Linked DNA regions of Mus musculus: region 2 is linked to region 1. Evidence: chromatin loops called from intact Hi-C (ENCODE). Cell type or tissue: heart. All regions are shown on one strand. Links, peaks and the distances in the headings refer to the core of each region. The heading gives the core; the rest is flanking DNA.

Evidence for each region. Hi-C counts contacts between places; a loop is a spot of excess contacts. Peaks named below come from ENCODE experiments on the same cell type or tissue, not always from the same donor. Only the 100,000 strongest peaks of a DNase experiment are listed, where the experiment ranks them.
Region 2: it touches region 1 in a loop (2.1-fold over the local background); 2 of 42 quality-filtered maps call a loop at or near these places.

What each region holds. Positions count from the first base shown.
Region 1 is chr2:135,452,286-135,463,199 of GRCm38, reverse strand. All of the region lies in intron 31 of Plcb1 (phospholipase C, beta 1), which reads right to left. Among named protein-coding and RNA genes, the nearest start is that of Gm31993, 84 kb to the left of the region's middle. In heart, for the core only: no CTCF peak of the experiment used is centred there; no DNase peak of the experiment used is centred there.
Region 2 is chr2:135,536,286-135,547,199 of GRCm38, reverse strand. Gm31993 (a long non-coding RNA gene) reads right to left here and starts at 5,813. Exons shown (of 3, transcript XR_375007.1): 1 at 5,571-5,813. In heart, for the core only: no CTCF peak of the experiment used is centred there; no DNase peak of the experiment used is centred there; H3K27ac peaks cover 431 bases.

The DNA of each region.
Region 1 (10,914 bases), core at 1,715-9,714:
TTAATCTATTGGAGTTTCAATTGTCTTCAATTTTAATTTTATTTATTATGTTAGAACATGCATGTATCTTATCTCTTCCACTCTGGGTTCTGGGGATTGAACTCAGGTCATCAATCTTGTGAAGCAATGCTTTTACTCACACGTCATCTCCCGGACTCTTCAATTGTCTCAAAAATACAAGGAGGATTACTATACTGATTTCCTCTGGGTCCTGCTAAAGGGTTTAAATGAGACTATGTATGGCATCTTGTGATTGCTTAGTGACGAATCAGTGTTGACTCTTATTTCCGAAAGGAGATAAAGAACAGGATTTGTACACAAACACATTTGGTACCCTGCCTGCTAAGTGGCCCCGTCTTGAGTGGCTACTTGGTCAATGAAATGTGATCATGATTCTTCCTAAATTTTACCTTTTGGGCTAGATTCTGGTTTACTGTTGATTTTGATACATTTATCAATAAGTAATATTTTCAATGGTTTGATACCATGTGGTAGAAAGAACTCAGAATCTTTTCGAGATAAGAAAGTTTACATATATATATATATATACACACATATATATATATACACATATATATGATGTTGGATGGAAGGGATGGCACAGACCAGGATAGGATGTATGGGTTGGCAATGAAGCCTAGATTGTGACCTTAAAGTGACCCTGGAAATATTCTTTTGAGGATTTTAGAGCTAAAATTTGAGTCTCACAGTATCTGTGACATTATTATATCCAGGGGTGGAATCTCACAACGTGCTTCCTTTCCTGTAGAACAAATAATACATGGCATTTCCTAGACTGACAGTTCTCTAGCTTAGATTCCCTTTTTAGTGCTCCACCTAAAGGCATGTCATGTGTATACAAATAGCTGATTTTTAGGCTTTAAGTTTGCTGTAATATATAAAAATGCAACCTTGGTCTTTTTCCTTCATACAGAATCAGCTATAGATCTATAATGAGCTGTACATATTCTGTAGTTGAGGCTGAATCTTTTAAAAAAATAATGCTATGTAAAGAGACTCTCAGCAAGCTTTATCGCTTCCCTAAAGTTAATATAGAAACAAAAGAACTAGGGTTTGTCAGGTTTGGGCTAAGAAACACTAGATCTATGAAGGGTGGTGTAAAATTTCATTTCTGACCAGCTCTCAGATGATGCAGATGTTGCTGGTCTGATGACACTTTGTGTAACATCAGTTTTGACAGTGGTATTCAGGCACTTTTCTCCTGTTGAATTCTCTCCCTCTTCCACACTATTGCTGGAATATGTAAATAAGTATATGTACACACACACACACACACACACACACACACACACACACACACACACAATCAGAAAGATTTCTTTCTGGTAAATCTCTCCATTATAGACTTCTGGACCTTAGGGTTGGTTTCAGAGCAGTCACTGGAAACACAGGGTAGGGGGCAGAATAGAGGATGCTAAATGCACAGGAAGGAAATATGAGGATCAAAGGATAAGGTAGACGGAGCCTGATGTAGATATTAAGTGAATAAAAGAAAGAAAACAGAATATGGACATCATGTGATTTTTTCCCCAATGTGGTCCCTAACCTGCCTTTGCATCCTGACATAGCTCCTATGTGTGCACTCTTCTTTAAGTAACAGAGGAAATTTACTCTTCATCTGATGAAAAGCACAAGTGAGTTCTGGTTCCTTTTCCTCTCACTTCTGCCTCCATTCCTTCTTCACTGCCGCCATCTGAACACACCCCTCCATAGACAGTACTCTCACTATTTTTTTTAACACAACCCATGCTTTAGACTTCGGAGCTTTGATATGCTTTTCAAATTTTCTTTTGCACTTATCTCACAGGCACCTAGAGATTACTGTAGAAACCTTGGAAAGGAATGTTAGCAATTATGCAGTCAAATCCTACAAGATTTCAAAGTCTTGGAAAGGGACTTTTGCAATTATATAGTCAAACCCTTTCGTTTTACTAAGTGCAAACCTGTGGCCCAAAGTAGTTAGTGGTTTCTAAGAATATAGGGCTCACTGGTGGCAAGGGAGCACCACAATCCAGTCAGTTCTCTTCTGTGCCAGACAGACTGGATGACTGGCCAGGGCATTTTCACTCATCGTTGTTCTTATAACCTTTGACTATAGCTAAGTTCCTCATATTAAAGGCATAGTATGTATTTTTGCATGTCTTTCAATATGAAGGCTATGTGATTTGTTTTAACCAATCATATGTTATCAGTAATATAGACCATGAAGAAACATGGAGAAAGCCTCATTTAGCTTTTATTATAGCTCTTTTGCCATATCCTCATATATGGTAGAAGGTGGGACACAGCCTAGATTGACTGACTGCACAACTTCAGATACCCAGATGTGCAAAGCAAATCCACACAAAGGCCATGTTGACACCTACCTGACCTGTAATGCACTGAGCTAGCTAAGCTCAGTCACCAGGAGCTAACTCTTACAACGTTGTGAGTTAAATGACTGTTCTTGAATACTAGACAGATTGGTGTCTTTGAAACAGCATTGTTAATTGCATTTCCTAATGACTTTCATGACTTTTCTCAAAAGCTCTATAGTTGTGACATAGAATGAGTTGTTTACCATGTTTAATAAATAAGGTGCTTGCCGTGTGTGTGTGTGTGTGTGTGTGTGTGTGTGTGTGTATGCACATGTGCAAGTGTGCACAGGTTTGGGTATGTGGTATGTGTAATACATACACACACACACACACACACACACACACACACACACACACACATATATATATATATATGTATATATATGTATATATATATATTTTAGCCATTTAACATCTAGGAGCAACCTCTACTACAATTTAAGGTAGTGATGGAGGACTCAGAAAACTACTTCATCTCAACTTGGGATCTCTTCCAAGTTCCAGGCCTTGGGAGTTTTGTTTTGGCTCTAGGATACTATTCGTTTACAGGGCCCTGTTATTGAGGCCTGGGAGTTTTCTTTTTTTCAGTGGGTGCTTTCTTTAGACTTAACTGTCATCAATTAGAGCTAAGAATAAACATGACTATGAGTAAGAAAAATAATTTCAATTCTGCTAAACACTCCAGAGATAACCTTGTTTAACGGGACATTATGATTATTCCTGAAATGCCAAAGCGCCAGTCTATATCTTTGAAGACTTATGCTGTGGTTGAAGGCAGCTTAGGAGAATTAATTTGTAATCTGGAGGTAAAATAAAATTTCAGTACATTATTATAAAAAATCCCATCATTCATGAACTAAAGGAACAGAAGCTTTTACCGCCTAAGTGACTTAGAAAAGAATCACGATTTAAACCTAACTAAACTCCTGTCTTTTGATCCAGGCTGCATGCCTGTTGTTCCTGATGAAGCCCTTACTATAGACCCTGGTAGCTATGTGCCAAGGGAAGACTAGCAAATCACTTCAATATGCTTTTGTTGAGTGCCTAGGATTTCAAAATTGCTTTCCTAAGATAAGTAGGGAATATTTCACTGAAAAGCAACTCTAGGGAAGGAGAAGGTGGTATTCTTCCTGACACTGGGCCTTGTAACACAGAGTAGGATTTCGTGGAAAATAATGATTCCTAACCATGTGCCATCAGCCCAGGCTATTTCTAATCCTTTACTGGGCATTTCAGTATCTGTCTTGTTTAGAAGACGCTGGCTTTCCACTCTCTCTGCGTAATTCTTCAGTTTTTAGAGCCTGGTTATTTGCTGGGCTGGCTGTTCTTCTGTTTGGCATTATGAGTCTAATTTAATTTGACAATTTCTGTAAAGAGCCAGGGACTGTATAAAAGGGCAAGCAAATGGAAACCTGGAATAAGGAAAAAAAACACAGTTGAAAAGGAAAAGTATTTCAAAGTATAAACAATCCGGCAAACTGCTAATAAACAAGAAAACACAGGCCCGGAAAAAGAATTATAGTAATGTAATGATAGCAATAATTACAATTCATCAAGTGCTTACTGTTCTCAGAGCTTTACATGGAGAACAACATACTAACACTGGACTCTGAGAAATAACATGAAGTCGTGAATTAGATTTTGGACAAAGTCGCAAGAGATAGAAGCTGTTTGATCTATGCAGAAATGGTGTTGTATTTCTTGGTTGAAATATTGAAAATGACCAGGAAAGAGGCAGAGAGCTTTTTTGGACGATAGACTTTTATGATTCTTTCCCAATCCTTAGCTCCATTTCACTAAGAAACCTTGAATACAATCAGGATCTTCCTTTTGCATGTGACTCTAGTCACATCCCATGAAGAGTTTGAACCCTTATAAATGCACTTTTTGAAGAAGAAAAAAAAAAGGACGACAAACTTCATGTATGTAACATAAAGCGTGCAACCTTGAGATGCTGTATTCTCTACAAATAAAGACACCCCCCAAAAAATTAAAGCTGGAATTTTGACATATACCAAAGCCATATGAAAGGCTCAGCTGACTACTAGTTATTGTCACTAGCTTGTAGCACCTTATTTAACTATGAGGAGCAAGAACATGTTTACAAATCATGACGTATGCTCTCTAGAGGGACAGGAAGAGAGGAAATACAGAGGAAATCCACTTTTTAAACACACAAACTCTATGATGACCTTAGAAAGTTGGAAGGACTAAAACACTAATCAAAGGCTAATTCTAGATTGAGCAAATTCTATTGCTTTTCTACCAAGAGGAAGGATTACATTCACTCTCTGAATTTAATTCCTACATGGATCAACATTCAGAGCAAGTCTCCGCTATACACAGTGAAGGCAGCAAGTTCAAATAGGCGGAGTCTCAGTGGAACATCCCCAGTGAATCTTGGGTTCTATGAAGGCTTTTCACAGAGAAGGGACCTGCCCTCATGTGGTCCCCAGCTCAAGTAAGAGTCTCTTCATCTGTGCACGCCTTGATGCTGGCTCTTTTTAAGACCCAGGCAACATGGTAAGAGCCCAACCTCAGCCCCAGCAAGGACTGTTGTCTTGACTTGGCCTGAGCATTTAGAAAACAAGAGGCAGGCTCTGTCACATGTCCTAGGATGAACTCAGATTGTCCCCAAGGAGTGTTCTCTTGATCACCTAAAATTAGTTTTGGTTTTTCTTTTTCCTAAGTGTATATTTCAAGAGTGGTAAGCTGTCCTAGGGTTTTATCCGGATAATTGATTTTGGTGCTTAGGGAGCGAGTGTGTCCTAATTATATATAGTCACTCCTAAGCATGATGTTTATACCTCCTGCTTACATTGCTGGGGTTTAGGGTTGACCATTTACAAGTTGATTTGAAAGGGAGCTGGGTACTCTTTTCCTAGGCATTTGAAGGCCTATGACCGCCAGGGACCTAAAATCTCCACCCAAGGTGAAGTCAAAAATGATGATGGGACTTCTCATGGTCAGCAAGCTAGAACAGAGTCAACATGAAGGTCTGTGAGTGAGGCAGGGCTAGGTGGGAATTGCAGTGAATACAGAAGACGTGTCTGAGTAGCCCATGATAGTTACCTGGTCTTCTTGACTGGATTATAGTCGAGTGAAATGCATGCCCAAGTGTGGCTTGTTTGCTTTTTGTTTTCAAAAGAGAAGACAATAATACTGAATTTTGTATTAATTCTGACTTTTCAGCATTGGCCTATAAATTAAAAACACAAAACACGAGGCAGGTCTATATACAACTTGTAGACAATCTGGGCAATGATCTGTATGTGTTTGTTTATGAAGCTGGAAGATGGCTATCTCACTCAGTGGGGCCTCTCCAGCCAGGATGGGCCTCTATGAAAATTTGTACCATTTTTCTTTGGTATCTACTACATCTAGCTGGAATTGCCTAACCCAGGAACATGTTTACAATTCTAATGAGAAGTTTATTGAGATGTATAGAGTTTGGGTCTGGTTATTCTCACTGTTTAAAGATTTTTTTATTATTAATTTGCAAATTTTTATAATAACATTTATTGACAGTAGTAACACAAACATGTAAAAATACATATGTATTTTTCAGATACATAAAGCCAGATTCTCTATGTTCGCTCTTATTTGTGGTTCCTAGCGCTAACCTTCAGATATGAGTGCAAATCTTAAGTAGCGGCAGACACCAGAAGAGCAGAGAGAAAGATGGTGAGGATGAAGGGATAGAGCAGAAGCCTGAGAGGAAGGAATAGCACGTTGTGGACCCAATGGAGAGGGAGCAGGAAACATGGGAGGGTTTAGCTGGGGGGAGAAAAGGGATGCAATTTACTGAAAGGGGAAGGGAATATTAATACTGAAGATGTTTGAAAAGGTCATAGAAAATGTTTTATTTTATCTCTTTTTTATTTTTATTTATTTATTAGATATTTTCTTAATATACATCTCAAGTTTTTATTTTATCTTTACCTAAAATTCCATATTATATATAAGTACACACACACACGCGCACACACACACAAACACACACACACACACACACACACAATGCTATGTCACTAGGGATTTTCTTCTCATGAGAGTAAGAATAATTCTTTCTATGAGAAGTTTCAGTACTAGACATGAGAAACTTCCTCTTGAGGTTTGGTCAGAGAAGTCTAAGACATCTCCTCACAGAGCAATATGGACAATTGGTGTTGATTTTGTTAACTTATCAGAATTTGAAGTTATGTCCCTATTGAAGACACCACACACTTTGAATATAGGAGTTGCAGGATGTGAGATGGATCTCACCTGAAAGCCTCCTTCCTGTGGTCTAGCATTCATAGTACAGAAGGTGCTATGCAATCTGCCAATGGAGAAAAACTGCCAAAACTTATACCTAGCTGTGATATCTACATGACACAATAATAATCATTATGGCACTATACCCTGAAGGTGTTATAGTGGCAGTTATATCTTGTCTAGTGGAATTAAGACCTGCTCAGTAGGAGAGAATTCAGGCCTGATAATGTAAACCTAGCCAACTACCCAAGACTGATCAAGTCATAGACTCGAAAGGAATATCTACTGCTGTCACTTTCTTAAGCTAATATAGCTTTTAACTATAACCTACATAGTCATCCTTATACTGCACAGGTAAGTGTAGCTCTCACCTTTCATCAATGACGCTTTTTTTTTTTTTTAAGCAGACAGAACGCCACAAATGGTCAAAATGAAGAGAACAACTGAGTCTGGGGTTGTCAAGCCTGATTATTAGGGAACACAAAAAAGAGGTCAGAAGACCAAGGCATATACCGAGAGACAGTGCCTTCTCTATAGAACAGGGAAGCTGCGCCTATAAAATATTAACAATATGTTAGTCAAAACAAGGCCTGAGCACTGACAACACTAGTAGACAGGCCAACATGGATGCTGGAACTCTCACAAAGCCCAGTCGCTAAATGAAGAATTATGGGCAATTCATTATTGCTGAGAGAGGGAGAATCAGTCTTCTCTGGGGATGAGACCATGGTAGGTTATCCAATACCAAATGGGCTGCCCTAAGTATCTATGAGTAACACTAAATGGATTCAGCATGTTTTGTTGATATATTTATATATGCACAGTCATATAACTATAATAATTAAAAGAAACAATAGAGAAAGTACACAAAAGTAGAAACTTGGCTTGGAGGTAGAGGAAGAGAAACTAAGGGAGTAGGAAGTCAGGAATGATAACAATGGTTTATTTAAAAGGATTAGAATATATTAATTGTTTTTAAAAAAGCACATAGGGGCACCATGATGTTTTAATAGTTTGCCAATGTGGCTCTGTCATGTGACCCACAGCATGAAAGGAACCTGATACTCTGAACCACAAGGTAGAAAGAAGGTGGCCAACTGGGAACATTCATGCATGACTTCTATTATTATTTAACAGAAGCCAGTTCTGGCACTGTTTGTCATAGCAGCTAGTAGTCTATGGATACATTCTTACACACACAATTTAAATTGTCTAATTTACACTGGAATTAATGAAATGCTGAATATACACCAAGATACTATAAATATTTCTCCTCTTCATGATTCACCTTTATTAGCCAATCTTTATAACGTAAGGATAGACTCTTAAAGTTGCTGTAGGCCTTTTTGCTTATTCTGAATTTAAAGTAGAAATTAGAGAATAATGCCAACTGTAAATTTTGAATACTTTAAAGCTACTCCATAGCTATAAGAAAGAGCTGGTGTTATGAAACCCAGGGACATTATTACTTCACATCAATCTTTATCATTTTTTCTTTTACAAGGAAACTATAGAAATGGGAAAAATTGCCCCTTTCTTCCATCAGTGGCTAAAATATATAGCATCTATGGTTTATTGCTGTAGTGAAGCTAATTTCATAACCACAGGTCAGGTTACTTCAGTTCAGTTCTATTGTAAATCAATTTTAAAACACCAGTCCTTTTTTTTTTTCTGCTTGAGTAACAAGGCAGAGATAAAAAGCAAAAGCTTACTGTTTGCAGCGACCATATCCTGGATAGGTCTCAAAAACTGGGGGGAGGGGGGTCTTCTATAAATTGTTCAATGCAGAGGATTAAAATCCTTTCTGAGGAATCCTGGATTTAAGCATGGTAAATAACAGCACAAGAGCTATGATTCATCTCACTTGTGACAGGAAAGTCTACTGGGTTCCACTAACCCTGTTCTGTACTCAGTTAATCACAGTAGTGAGAGAGCCAACATAGCTTCACATTATATATAGCATGTGCTTGGAAGTGGACAGTAAGCCCTGACCTGTGGTTCATTTTCTGCTTACACTAATGTCTATTTTTTTCCCTTCACTTCCTAATACATTTCCTGATTATCTCATACAGCCAGATTTTAAAAGTGTACTTCTTTGTACCTGGCCCTGTGATACAAGGGACAGGAACATGAAACAGCCTTGATCTTACAGAGTTCCCAGATTAGTGAGAAAATGTCTTCTCCAAAACAATAGCGTGATACACTGACAAGTATCATTCCAAGATGTGTACACAGGCAAGGACACAATGAACAATCACCCGTCCATGCCATCACAGGGAAGGAATTACTCAAGACCACAGTAATGGTTATCATGGAATGCTGGCTCCCTTGCATATTTTCTAAATGACAGCCACTTAAGTTCAATACAAGCCCATTGGGTCACTTCCATTGTCCTTCTGTTACATTCTAAAATGACCATGAGAGGAAGAGTGGCCAGAGTGGGGTGAAGCATAGTAATACATTCCTGTAATCCCAGGAACTCATGGGAAGGAGGCAGGAGGATGAACAGATTAGTCAGGGATATGCAGTGAGACCTACTGTCTCAGCAACCCACAAAAATTCAAGAATTCTAAACAGGTTTTGAAAAACCTGAATATGTTGTCTAATTTTATGCTAACTAATATAAAACATCCTGGGTAAAAATATCCCATGATAAAGCAGAGACTAATAACCTAATCAATCATAAAAACTATCATGCATAATTGGTTACGTGATGCATAAATGCCACTTGGAAGATGAAGCAACATAATTCCTATAAATGTAAGTCCTCCTATGAGTCACTGTTTCAACACATGCTCATGATGAATGAGTATAAATGAGACATAAGTTTTACAGGTGGCACAGGCCTGTACTGTCAGCTACTTAAGAGGCTGAAGCCAGAGAGTCACAAGTTCAAGGCCAGCCCAGGCAACTTCACAAGACTCTGTCTCAAAATGGAAATGAGAAGCAGGCTGAGGACAAGCTTACAGCAGAATGCTTTTCTAGCACGCATGAGGTCCTGGTTCCAATTCTCAGTGTCTCCAAAAAGAAAAGAAATTTGACAGACTTCTCAGCTGCCATGAAAATGTTTCAACTTCTGCATTGCCTGCCTTTTTGAGAGGTGGGAAAGTTTCCCTGTTTCAAAGTGTTTTGAAAATGCGTCAGGGCCTCCTCGGTTTCACTAACAGAGGAAGGCAATGTGCTTCTGGTGACACAATGAAAACACAACTCAGAAATGTGTTGGGATAGGTCAGACAAAATGTGTGAGGTCTCACGGACTTGAAGGCTATCAAGGTCACCACAATCTTGTTAGTAATGCAAATTCTTGGGCTAATTGTATATGTAGAAAAGCTAAGGATGGGACCCAACTTATCTGTATTTTACTAGTTGTTTCTGCTGATGTCAAAATATGAGAGAGTTCTGATGGTTAGAGCATGAAGAAGACCTGCAGGAGTCTATTTCCAGAGAATACAGATTAAGTCACTAACTGAGCTTTTAGTGTGAATGTGTTGGCTAGCACATTCTGGGTGGAAATTTGCAAGTTTCTTTTGGGCCTGGTGTACACTAGTTCCTAATGCATATTAGTGTGATCTGACTTTATTAGAAAAGATTTGAGAGAGCCTTCCTAAATTTTCCAATGACTTCATCTACTTTAAAAAAAAAAAAAACCTACACAGATTTGCATGGGTTCGAAGCACTTTACCGTCAACCAATATTCAATTGAATTTAAGTTTGAGTATATCTTGTCCCCGACCTTATGGAGAGACCCTAATCTTAGTGGTCACATATAAAATATAACAGAAGTCTAAGATGTTGAGGAATACTTTCCATAGAGAAAGTAAGTGATTACACAAGAGAACTGATGGTCTGTGGTTGGAGCACGGCCAGTATGTGCCAACACAAGCCCTTCCCCATATATTCCTCAAGCAATATATGGAATAGACAGATAAAGGAAAATTCCAATTGGTCCCGGGGCCAAATGTTACATAACATTTCAAGTCAAAGGAAAAATTGTCAAGAAAGATTATGCTCTGCTTTTATATAAATAAGACTTGGGCTGCATACCAGCGTGTTCAAAAGCAGTGCGTCCCACCAAAACAAGACCAAAGTTCTGTACAAGTAATTTGTTACTGCACTGATTAATAGCTAATGTTGTTCAAGAAAAAAACAGATTTCACACTAAATAACAATCAAATACTGATGCTGGGGACACAATGTACACTTATAAGGCTTTTATTTTAAGATATCTAGCTATGACAGTCATATTTTCAACATTTTCCATCTTCAACAAATGAAACAT
Region 2 (10,914 bases), core at 948-8,947, 85 kb before region 1:
ACATCAATCAAGACAATTTCCTTGCAAGACTGGCATGTGGGGAACCCTGTGTGCATTTTCATGATTAATTACTTGTGTGAGTGCTGTCACTCCTGAACAGGAGGTCCTAGGTTGTATAAGGAAGCAAGTCGAATTATATATGTATATTTATGCGTTAAATTACATTTATTATAGGCGCTTTTAGAAAGATAATAGTATGACTCCTATGACATCAGACCTTCTTACTTTTATCCTCCTACCTTATTCTATGGTTAGCTTCCTCCTCCTTAATTAGAGCCCCCAGTTTTCCAGTTTCCCTCATTAGATTCCCCTGCCACCACCACAATCATCCTCTTTCCCTTTCCTAGTTTCATCAGTGACTCTAGGTTTTGGAGTTACTGCCTCTGATGAGAGATAACATGACTTTCTGAGTCTAGGTCATCTCATTCAATACGCTCTTTTCTTGGTCTAACCATTTACCTGCAGTTTTCATGATTTCATTTTTATTTTTAGTTGAGTAATATTCCAAAGTATACATATGCTATATTTCATTCTCTATTCACCAGCTAGAGGACATTTTTCCCTCATTTTTTAGCTATTGTGACTAGAGCAGCAATTCAGGTGGAAGGCAAGTCCCTTTCATTGACAGCACCATGTACTTCTAACTCAGGGCACAAAGGACCTGGGCTTGATGTGACCTGAAAGTCTCCTCCCTGAGGACAACCTTTCAAGGTACCAAAAGGCACCATGAAGGGAATCAACCAATACTCCTACACAGTTAAGTTACCTATGTACCACAGCAGTGACCAGTGTGGCATGGCACAAAAACCTCAAGGATGTAGTTTTGGCATACTTGTCTCTAATTATACTTAAGACCTGGTTCACAAGAGGGAAACCATGCCTAGTTTAGGAAACATAATCAAGTACCCAAAGCTAGTGACGTCTTGGAGGAGAACCTACAACCTTCATTTTATTAAACATAATTCCTAACTATATTCTAAATATTTATTGCTATACCCACATATTATATTTCTCATCCCATGTCAAACAAACTTCTCTTTGTGAGACACAGGGAAAACCACAAACAGTCAAAATGCAGAGTTGTGGAGCCTAGTCCCAAGTGATACCTCTACAACAAAACTCTTGCACCTGAGGATCATTGTGGAAGAGTAAGCAGAAAGATTCCAAGAGCCAGAGGAGTAGGAAGTTTGCTATGAGAATGTATATCTTAGAAATTGTCAGAAGCTACATACATAAAATATAAACAACATGACTGCATAAATATTAGCTAAACAAGTACAGCATGGATAAACATACTAACTTGGAAGCAGGAAAACTCATGAAATCTTGATGCTTAGACAAAGAATTACAGGCAATCAAGGAATGTAGAGAGCAGGAGAAATAGTTTTCTTTTGGGAAGAACACACTAAGTGGTTATCTAATACCAAGTGCTCAGCCCTGAAAACGTATGTGTGCAAATGACAACATATGGAATGAACAGGTTCTGTGAATATGTTTAGGAATGTATATGCAAGCAATTGAAGAAAAAAGCCAGACATTTGAAAGAGAGCAAGGAAGGGATACATAGGAGGGCTTGGAGGAAGGAAGGGAAAAGGAGGTTATGTGATTATACGATAATCTTGAACATTTTCTAAAAATTTATTCAGAGGAAGGAAGGAAGGAAGGAAGGAGGAAGGAGGAAGGAAGGGATGGAGGGAGGAAGAAAGAAGGAAGGAAGGGAGGAAGGAAGAAAGAAGGAAGGAAGGGAGGGAGGAAGAAAGAAGGAAGGAAGGGAGGGAGAGAGGGAGGGAGGGAGGGAGGAGGGAGGGAAGGAAGGAAGGAAGGAAGGAAGGAAGGAAGGAAGGAAGGAAGCAAGAAGGAAGGAAGGGAGGGAGGAAGAAAGAAGGAAGGAAGGGAGGGAGAGAGGGAGGGAGGGAGGGAGGAGGGAGGGAAGGAAGGAAGGAAGGAAGGAAGGAAGGAAGGAAGGAAGGAAGGAAGCTGAACAAGTCATGAGGAGCAAGCTAGTCACCAGCATTCCTCCCTTGCTTCTGCTTCAGTTTCTGCCTACAGAAACTCTGTGTCACCTCTGTGACCTGAGGGTCATTGAAAGATAAAAGAAACCCTTTCTTCCTCAAATTGCTTGTTGCAGTGTTTTATTGTCTCACTAGAATCCCTAACTAAAGGAGATTAAATTGGTACCAGGACAAAGGGGATTGTTGTAGCAGACCTCTTGGTTCTGTGTGAGGACTGTGGTAGAATTTGAACTTTGGGCTGGAAGAGCCATTGGGTTCTTGATAAGAATGTTGCTGATAATAAAATGGGCAAGATCTGGCTTGTGACAAAGCTTGAGAGTCCTTTAAAGACTCTACTGGGGCCACTTAACATTTTGAATTAAGAGGTGTGGTTCTGGCAGCTGGAGAATATGTTGTGTCGAACAAGAAATCAGAACTGCTAAAGTGAAATTGTACTGGGACCAAACTGATCAGGTGAGCTGAAGACTCTGCTGTGACTAAGATGAGACCAGCATTATTGAAGTGAAAGCTTTGAGAGAATTTTTCTCAGGGTCAGCACACTGAAGCTGTGGTAGGTGGACAAGGCCATACTTTGTGCTGGCAGCCAAACTTTATAATTGTAAGAGACACCCATGGTGCCGGATTCGAAAGCATGAAGAGGTCATGGAGAGCAGTCGATGTTTGGCACCAGGAAAGTCTGGAAGAGACCATTGGTTACGTTATAGCCTCAGTTGCAGTAGCAGCCCCAGGATTGAAGGGGTCATGGAGGCTCAAAAGACTAGTCCATGGACTGAGGGAAAGGATTGCTCTGTGGCCAGGCTCTTTGTTTCTAGTCAACACACATCTTGTTTCTGAGCCCAAGAACTGTAGTCCTCCCTATGTTCATCCATCAGTAAGAGATCAATTTCCTCAGCTCCTAATTATGTCATGGCTTTTTGTTACTAGTGGTCAGGGTTTAGGCTAGGTATTTCTAGATTCTTGGAATTTTTAATTAATCATTTTATTTTATTTTTTACATTTCAAATGTTATTATCCCCTTCCCTGGGTCTCCCCTCCCCCCTCCACCTCTCCTTGGCTTCTAAGAGGGTGACCCCACCCACCCACTCCTGACTCACCCCTCTAGCATCTCCCTTCGCTGGGGCATCAAGCCTCCACAGGACAAAGTGCCTCCCCTCCCACTGATGCCAGATGAGGCACTCCTCTGCTACATATGTAGTGGGAGCCATGGACCCGCCCATTTGTTCTCTTTGGTTGGTGGTTTAGTTCCTGGGAGGTCTGAGGGGTCCAGTTAATTGATACTGTTGTTCTTTCTATGGGGTTGCAATCCCCTTCAGCTCCTTCAGTCCTTTGCCTAACTCTTTCGTAGGGGTCCCCAGGCTCAGTCCAATGGCTGGCTGTGAGTATCTGCATCTGTCTTAGTCTGGTGCTGGCAGAACCTTCCAAAGGACAGCCATGCCAGGCTCCTATCTGTAAGCACATCTTGGCACCAACAATAATGTCGGGTTTGGTGTTTGTAGATGGAATGGATAACAGGTTGGGAGGACTCTGGATGGCCTTCTTAGCATCTTATTCAAAGAATTTTGTAAGGGTCCATGATTCACTAAAGGATGGCAACCCATACTCAAATAGTATGCAAAGGAAAGAACATTTTACTCTGCAGAAGTCCAGTATGTTAGAGTCTACCATCTACTGAGATGGAGGTCCACCCCCACCCCTATCCTCACCCCCCATGAACTTTCAGGTCCAATTTAAGGCATAGTAAAGGAAATCCAGGGAGAGGTAGATTATCTCTATTTTCGGTTTGATCTTTATGGACATTCCCAAACCATTACTGGGTACTGGGGGCTGGCTGGAAACTGTTGCTGAGGTAGTCTGGAAACTGTTGCTGACCCATTGCCCTTGCTTCAGGCCAGGTGGTGGGGCAACTTGTGATGGTAGGGCAGTTTCTGACTGGCTGCCTGAGGCCTGTGGGTGTTTTTGTTGTTGTTGTTGTTTTGTTTGTTTGTTTGTTTGTTTGTTTTTTTCAGTAACTGACATGCCTGGACACGCCTGGACTTAAAAATAGAGATTTAGGCCTAGTCTCCTGAATTGCCAATGTGAAGCCTGTCTTGGAGTCAGCCTGTCTCAATTGAAGATAAAGGCTCACAGATTGGCAAAAGAAGCAAGAAAACTTAATTCAGAGCAAAGTGATAGTGTAGATTACAAAGGGATACACTGGTGAGATTGACAGGTGGCCACAAGAGTGACATCACTTAAGGGCCCTGACTACTGTTTGGCACTTCCTTTTATGGGATTCAGTAGAAGAAAGAACATGTGTACAATTTTGGTGGTCCTTCATTTTGATTGATAGATTAGGTCATATATTCCCCTGTCCTATGCATTCATGTGACTTTCCATAATGCACCTGGTTTTAACTATATGTATACCTAATATGCATAGGCATAAGATGGTAAGTAGAAGAATTTCCTTAAAAGTGAGTTTTAGGACACAATTTTCCTGATCTTCCTAAATATGCTCAGTCCTTCTATTCCTCATAAAAGGGTAAGTTTGTAATATACTTAAACAGAAACCATTCACATTTGTTTGTTATTAGGGTTGAGAAATTCATACTAACATTCAGAGATGGAAGTACTTGTAACTTGATTCAGGTTAGGGGAAGAAGGGGGTTCTGCGCATGCTTGCTCATTGTTTAGAGAGTGTGTGCATTGTGTGTGCATGGTACATTTAAGCAAGGCACTGGGCTGGATTACAAGAAGGTGCTTGGTGTTCTAGAACTTCAAACCAAGATATTAAACTATGCTGTGCTGGTCTGTCTAACTTTCTTCTTTCTCTGGTATTTTGAATGCAGTGGAAATGGTATGAGTATTCTGTGAGGGTTCAGCAGGTCAAATACTCCCATTTTCTTATATAGCAAGCTACACACAAACAAGGAGGTAATCTTTCAATACAATGAGAAACATCTCATACCACATCACAATGAACCAGCCATGAGATTATATAATTGAGACCATCTTAGTCTAGTCACATCCCCCATAGATGTGACCTGCCAGCCAATTAACACCAAGCTGTGCATGCCTGAATCAATCTAGTGGCAACCAGAAGAATTGCAGTTAAGCCAACAGAGCTGTTAATTCATAGATTGTGAGCTCACACATTTGTCATTTTGACCTACTACATTTTGAGATGGTTTGTTTAGCATAGTAGGTCATTGAAGAAACAATGAAACAAAAGTTTTCAGAGCAGTGGTTTCTTCTTTTACAGTGTTTTCACTGTGAAGAGCAGTTCCTTCTACCAGATGAATTCCCTGAGAGCTTTCTTGTTCAGCAGTAAAAACCACTATCACTACCACCACCACCACCACCACCACCACCACCACCACCACCACCACCACCAAACCAAACAGCCCTCCTCCCCGAAACAAAACGAAACAAAACAAAACAAAGATGGTGTGAATCTGGATTAGGACAGGGTAAAGAATTTCCTTGAGATGTCACTGCTGAGTTTGGCTGGGTATTAGAGAGGTCAACGGGAAAAGAGGCACAGATGAGAGATATAGAAATAACAGCCAAAACTACTTACCAGCCCAGGTCAAGCAAAAACAGAAATCAAGTACCACAGATCCAAAGACAAGTGTATCTGAGCTGAAGTAAGTCTCTTTGGCACTCTTGCTTCTTGGCACCTACTGCAATGTTACATTGTTACAAGAATCTCTGCATGCTCGGTAATAATTCTTTCAATTCTTTCTTCTGCGCTCACTGATTTCTGCCTGTGCATAGATTAAATTTGAAAGTGAGGCTGTCTCCACCTGTGCTGCCAGAAACCTTCCAGGAAATTCCCCAATCAGAACACTCAATCAAGCCTGTCCATGAAGTCTGTCTATACAGTAGCAGCATTAGCAGGTGGCATGAGTGGCGTCTCCCACTGAGCAGACCACAAACACAGACATCTGTGGCCAACTGCTTGGAAGAAAGCCACGCATACACACTGCCTCAGAGGGGTGTTCTTAAGAGCCACCCATATGCCAGGGTCTTGGCTCTGTTTTTCAATCTAAGAATAATTTGCTAAATTACTCAGAATATACCATATGCAAGAATGCAAAGTCCTCCCCCACCCCATCCCAGTCTCTCTGATGAATTCTTCTTGTAGCAGAATTCTGCTTATAACTCCTAACTGAAGGTTCTGAGCTGTCTCTGTCTCTGTCTCTGTCTCTGTCTCTCTGTCTCTGTCTCTCTCTGTCTCTCTCTCTCTCTGTCTCTCTCTCTCTCTCTCTCTCTCTCTCTCTCTCTCTCTGTGTCTCTCTTACCTAGAAAAAATCCTTCTGCAAAATAAGCCTATACCCAGTGAGCTGCATGCCCTGTTTCTGAACCAAGTTTCTTGTTTTTCTTTTTTATTAGATATTTTCTTTATTTACATTTCAAATGTTACCTCCGAAAATCCCCTAACCCCTCCCCGCTCCCAACCCACCCACTCCCATTCCTGGTCCTGGCATTCCCCTATACTGGGGCATAGAGCCTAAGCCAAGTTTCTAAAGTGCATTTTTTTCCAAGACATGATGGCAAAGTCTCCACTTCCTCACATGGAAAGACAATGGCTACCAGGAAAATGCTACCTAGGTTCAGCAATAATTAGAGAAATATGTTGAAGAATGAGAAAACAGAAAAGAACAGAGAACTGTGTGGTAATAAGACTCTATGAGAATTGTTTCCTAAAGGCATTTTCTGAAGGATATAATATTTTCCTCATGATTACCCTAAAAATGGGATTTCCAGAGTCTGGAAACAGGGAAATCTGAGCAGTTCTTACGATTGTACCATGAATGCGATTTTAGAAGTGTTTGGTTAACATTTTTACTGTGCATAGTCATGGGATTCAGTATGTGCTATTTTAACACATTCACATAGATCCAACCTCTCTCCCTCCAGCCTCCCCCTTCTTCCCAATCTCTACTAATCACTTTTCTGCACTTGGGCCAAAACTATTCTTTTTTAACTTCTTCATATGAAATAGAACACTATCACTTGTCTTCCATGTCTGGCTTATGAGTTATTTGACTTACCAAGGTATCCTCTACTTTGATCTGTTTTGCTTCAATTTGTAAGACTTCATTCTTCATGGCTGAATAATTTCCATCACGCATGCGTACGTTTTCTTTATTCACTCCTTGATAGATTGGTTCTATATTTTAGCTATTGTCAATAGACCATAATTGTCAATAGACAAATAGAACATGATAGCAGGTCTCTGTTCTTCTCAATGCTCCTGCTTCATCTGTGCTTAGCTCTGTCCCCTTCATAGCTTGACAGTCTACCAAGATACTGGTTAACAAATGACAAGCCACACTTGTGCCATCATGGTCTATTCCACTACAAAAACTTGCCATTTGAGTTGAACAAGCATTCAATAGGCATACAACTGGCCAGTTAGCCTTAGAAATCTTAGGCCTTGAAAATTGGGGTTGGCTCTCAATTACTAGTCCTTTGGTGTCCAAATAGGCTTCTATCAAATCTGTTGTAAAAAAAAAAAAATGAGTCCATAAGGAAGAGAGGAAGAGCTGAACGTGAAATGGGTACAAGTGAAAGAACCTAGTGGGGAAACCCCCACTCAATTCCCGATTCGGGGTGCACCCAAAGAATCACAAAATATGGTCTTGATGTAAATACACAAGGTAGTTTAATGGCGGAGCTCCGGGTCGAAATGTATCTCACGCAGGAGACAGTGGATTCTACCACGAGGCTTGAAAGCTAGGGGTTTTAATAGAAAAGGGTCTGGAGCTGGGGGAGGAATTGGTACGGTTTCACATGACTGGCTCATTTAAACATCAGCAGACTGTACATGCAGATCAAGGTAACAGCAGAGCATCTGGTTAACATTTAACTTAGGTCAGAAGGGTGGGAGATAGGGAGGCGCCGGGCCAGTTTGGAAATTCTTGTATGTCTTCCCTATCTTTATGGCTAGTTGGTTCCTGGGATGACTTTATAGCCTTTGTTCTTTGTTCTAAGCCCAAAAAGCCCTCCTAACTAGCAAGCCGCATGAGTCATGGACCTTGAATGAACTTTCTGGCTAGGGCTTTGAAGTCTTAGATTTAGTTTTCTTTCTTTCACAAGCATGGGCTAGCTATAGGAAGAGTTGTTGTGAGTGTGTGTGTGTGCACTGTTCCACCACTTAGCTCCACTCCCAACCCCTGTCCTTGTCCGAGTACAGCCATTATTTCACTGGCCCCTTAACCAGTTCTTCAGAGTCTCTTCTTCTCACTATCATGGTATAAATTTGGCTCACTGCTTCTGACAACTAAGGAGATAGGAATTGATTTTCTGAGGTCTTCCTAAAACACCCACTTCTCCAGCAACCCATAGAAGTCCATTCTCTCAATAGATATCTATTTATTCTGACAGCTACAGCAGAAATGCAAGGAAATATGTGTTGTTCATTCTCTTAATGGATACCTATTTATACTAACAGTTAAAGCAGAAATGCAAGGAAGTAAGCTCTACCCTTGGACTTTCCATCTAGAAGCCATGCTACCACAAACAAGGACTGCCTTGTTACCCAGTCCCACCCATCTTAGAAGGAATAGGTCAGGTGTTCCTGGTGGCACAGTGGTCAGCTGTCTTGAGTAGGGACAGCCAAGGGTAGGATTGGCCAGGGAAACCTGGCCTCTTTTTGTTTCATCAGCTTAAATTCTTTCCCCATCAGACCTCTTGCATCAAATGCAAACGACCCGTTATTTAGGCCAATTGTTCCTGCTTGTTGTTTTGTCTTGTTTTTGTTCTTGTTCTGTGGCAAAAATGGGGCATGCAGAGGAGGGAAGCTACAGCAAGGGAATTACATAATTCTGAGGCTTCCGGAAGAGTTGATGGAGTTACATAGCTCTCTCCTAATTATTTCCCTCTTGGGCTCCAATTACATGGTCGAAACTTTTGGGCACTCCACCAATTCATCATCTTCAAATTCCCATGGATTAGGAAAACCAAAGGGCCTGAACCCAGATCTTAACATTGTTCTTGTGCCAGCAGAAGGCTTAAAGGATTAGATCATGGGAGGCAGGAGGGGATAGTTTCTGTCTTAAGCAGGCAGACAACAGCCTAAAATTTGGCTGGCAGTCTCCTGCAGGGAAATCTCCCTTTGCTCATCACTGTCAGAGGGCCAATATAGTTCTTCTTTCTACAAAAAGCATCAGGGACTCTTCAAAGAAGGCAAGGGCTGAACAAAATTACTATTTCTCTCTATGCACAGTTACTTTGTGTTAATGTTTTTATTTTGTTTTGTTTATGGTGCTAATTTTCTTATTCTCTGAGTTTCCCTCCACTATACTGTCTGCATCCGAGATTCTATTCAAGGTCTTGTGCACTTTAAGTGAGTGCCTCTGTGGATGAACTGTAGCCTCAGCTTTTATCCTCTTTTGATGTGTTGCTAGAGGGTTTGGGAGAAGCTAGGCTACTGCCTCTCAAAGTGAAGGTCATGGACACTTTGTATGCTAACAGAACAATCAGAGGGTTCAGCTTTTTTTATTCAGTGCTTATCAAGGCTATGCTGTACTTTCGGGTGCTCTAGTCAGAGCTCTGATAGTGCATGACACCTTCCAAGATGAAAACAGCAGTGACTTGGCTAGTCTTAAAAACCCTTGGAAAGCCCCAGAGAACCCCCAAATAAGTGTTTATCTTATACTCGCTCTTATCAATGGTATGTGGTTATGTTCATGTGCCAAGAGGCCGAGGTTATTTTGTTTGTGCTTCATTCAGGATGAATTTCCTACCATATAGTGAAGTGGGCACCGACCTACTTGGCTTTTGTTTGTTTGTTTGTTTTTTGTTTTGTTTTGTTTTGTTTTGTTATGACTGGATGAATCTATGGAGAAGTCGTAGTGTATCAGTTCTGCCTTGCCCTTTCTTTAGGATATATTTTTAGTATCTAAGTGCCCAGGAATCACCATTGCTTCAAGCACAAGTTCTTTTTTTTTTTTCCAGCCTGAAAGGAGTTTGGAGTTTGAGGCTGCAGCCATGGGTGGGTGCAGTAAAAGCACCCAGGAGGCAGGGTCTCCTCCTGCCCCACCCCCACCTATCTGCTCACAAGGTCCCAAGGCTGCCTCTTTCTCCAGCAGTCCTTACTAAGTGGAGAAAACTAGGAGTTTCCAGGAGATTCATTTTCTACCTCTTTCATGTACCTCGTCCTTCTGGCCTCAAATCTGTGCTACCTCATGCTGTCCCCAGCCGAGGACTGGGAAGACCAGACATACAGGTGTCTTTATTTGTGCAATCAAGCTATGTAAGTCCCAGCCCGTTTGCAATACGACTGAGTTAATACAGGACCGACAAAGGGTTGTTTGGACGTGGAGACCAGCTAAGGGCCAGGATATCCAGAGGCTGATTTAATGACCACAAAAGGACATGAGGGTAGAAAGCACCAAATAGTCCATTGTCATCGGCATGCTATTTGGAAAGTGAGCCAGTATGCTGAGGTTCACAAGGATTTGCGGAAGGGGCAAGCAGTGGAGGCAGACTCTCAAGCAGGCAGCTTGCAGCTTTCCAATACAGCTGACAAGCAAATCCTCAAACTGCTTGTCACTGTTCAGATAAAAATGATCCGGAACAGACAGTTCGTGGCTTTAAACTGGCCGCAGAGCTAAAGGGTAAAGTGATGACAGCAAACACAATCGTTGTGCCTTCCCGAGCCAGAGCTACCAAAAGCTAACGGATAAACTCACGTTGATAAATATGCTTGGCTATCTCCTTCCTCCAATACCTTGAACTGGTCAGCTCTGACAGTCTTTAGCTGATTGCAGAGTTGCACCAGCAGAGTAGTCTGTAGTTAATTATTTCTTCCTGTTGTACTTGAAAAAGGGGGTGTGGTTTTGTGCCCTGGGCTCATGCTATCCCGGGGAAAATACGCTTTTTAGATCCACTCCTGTTCCGTGCAACTTAGTGTT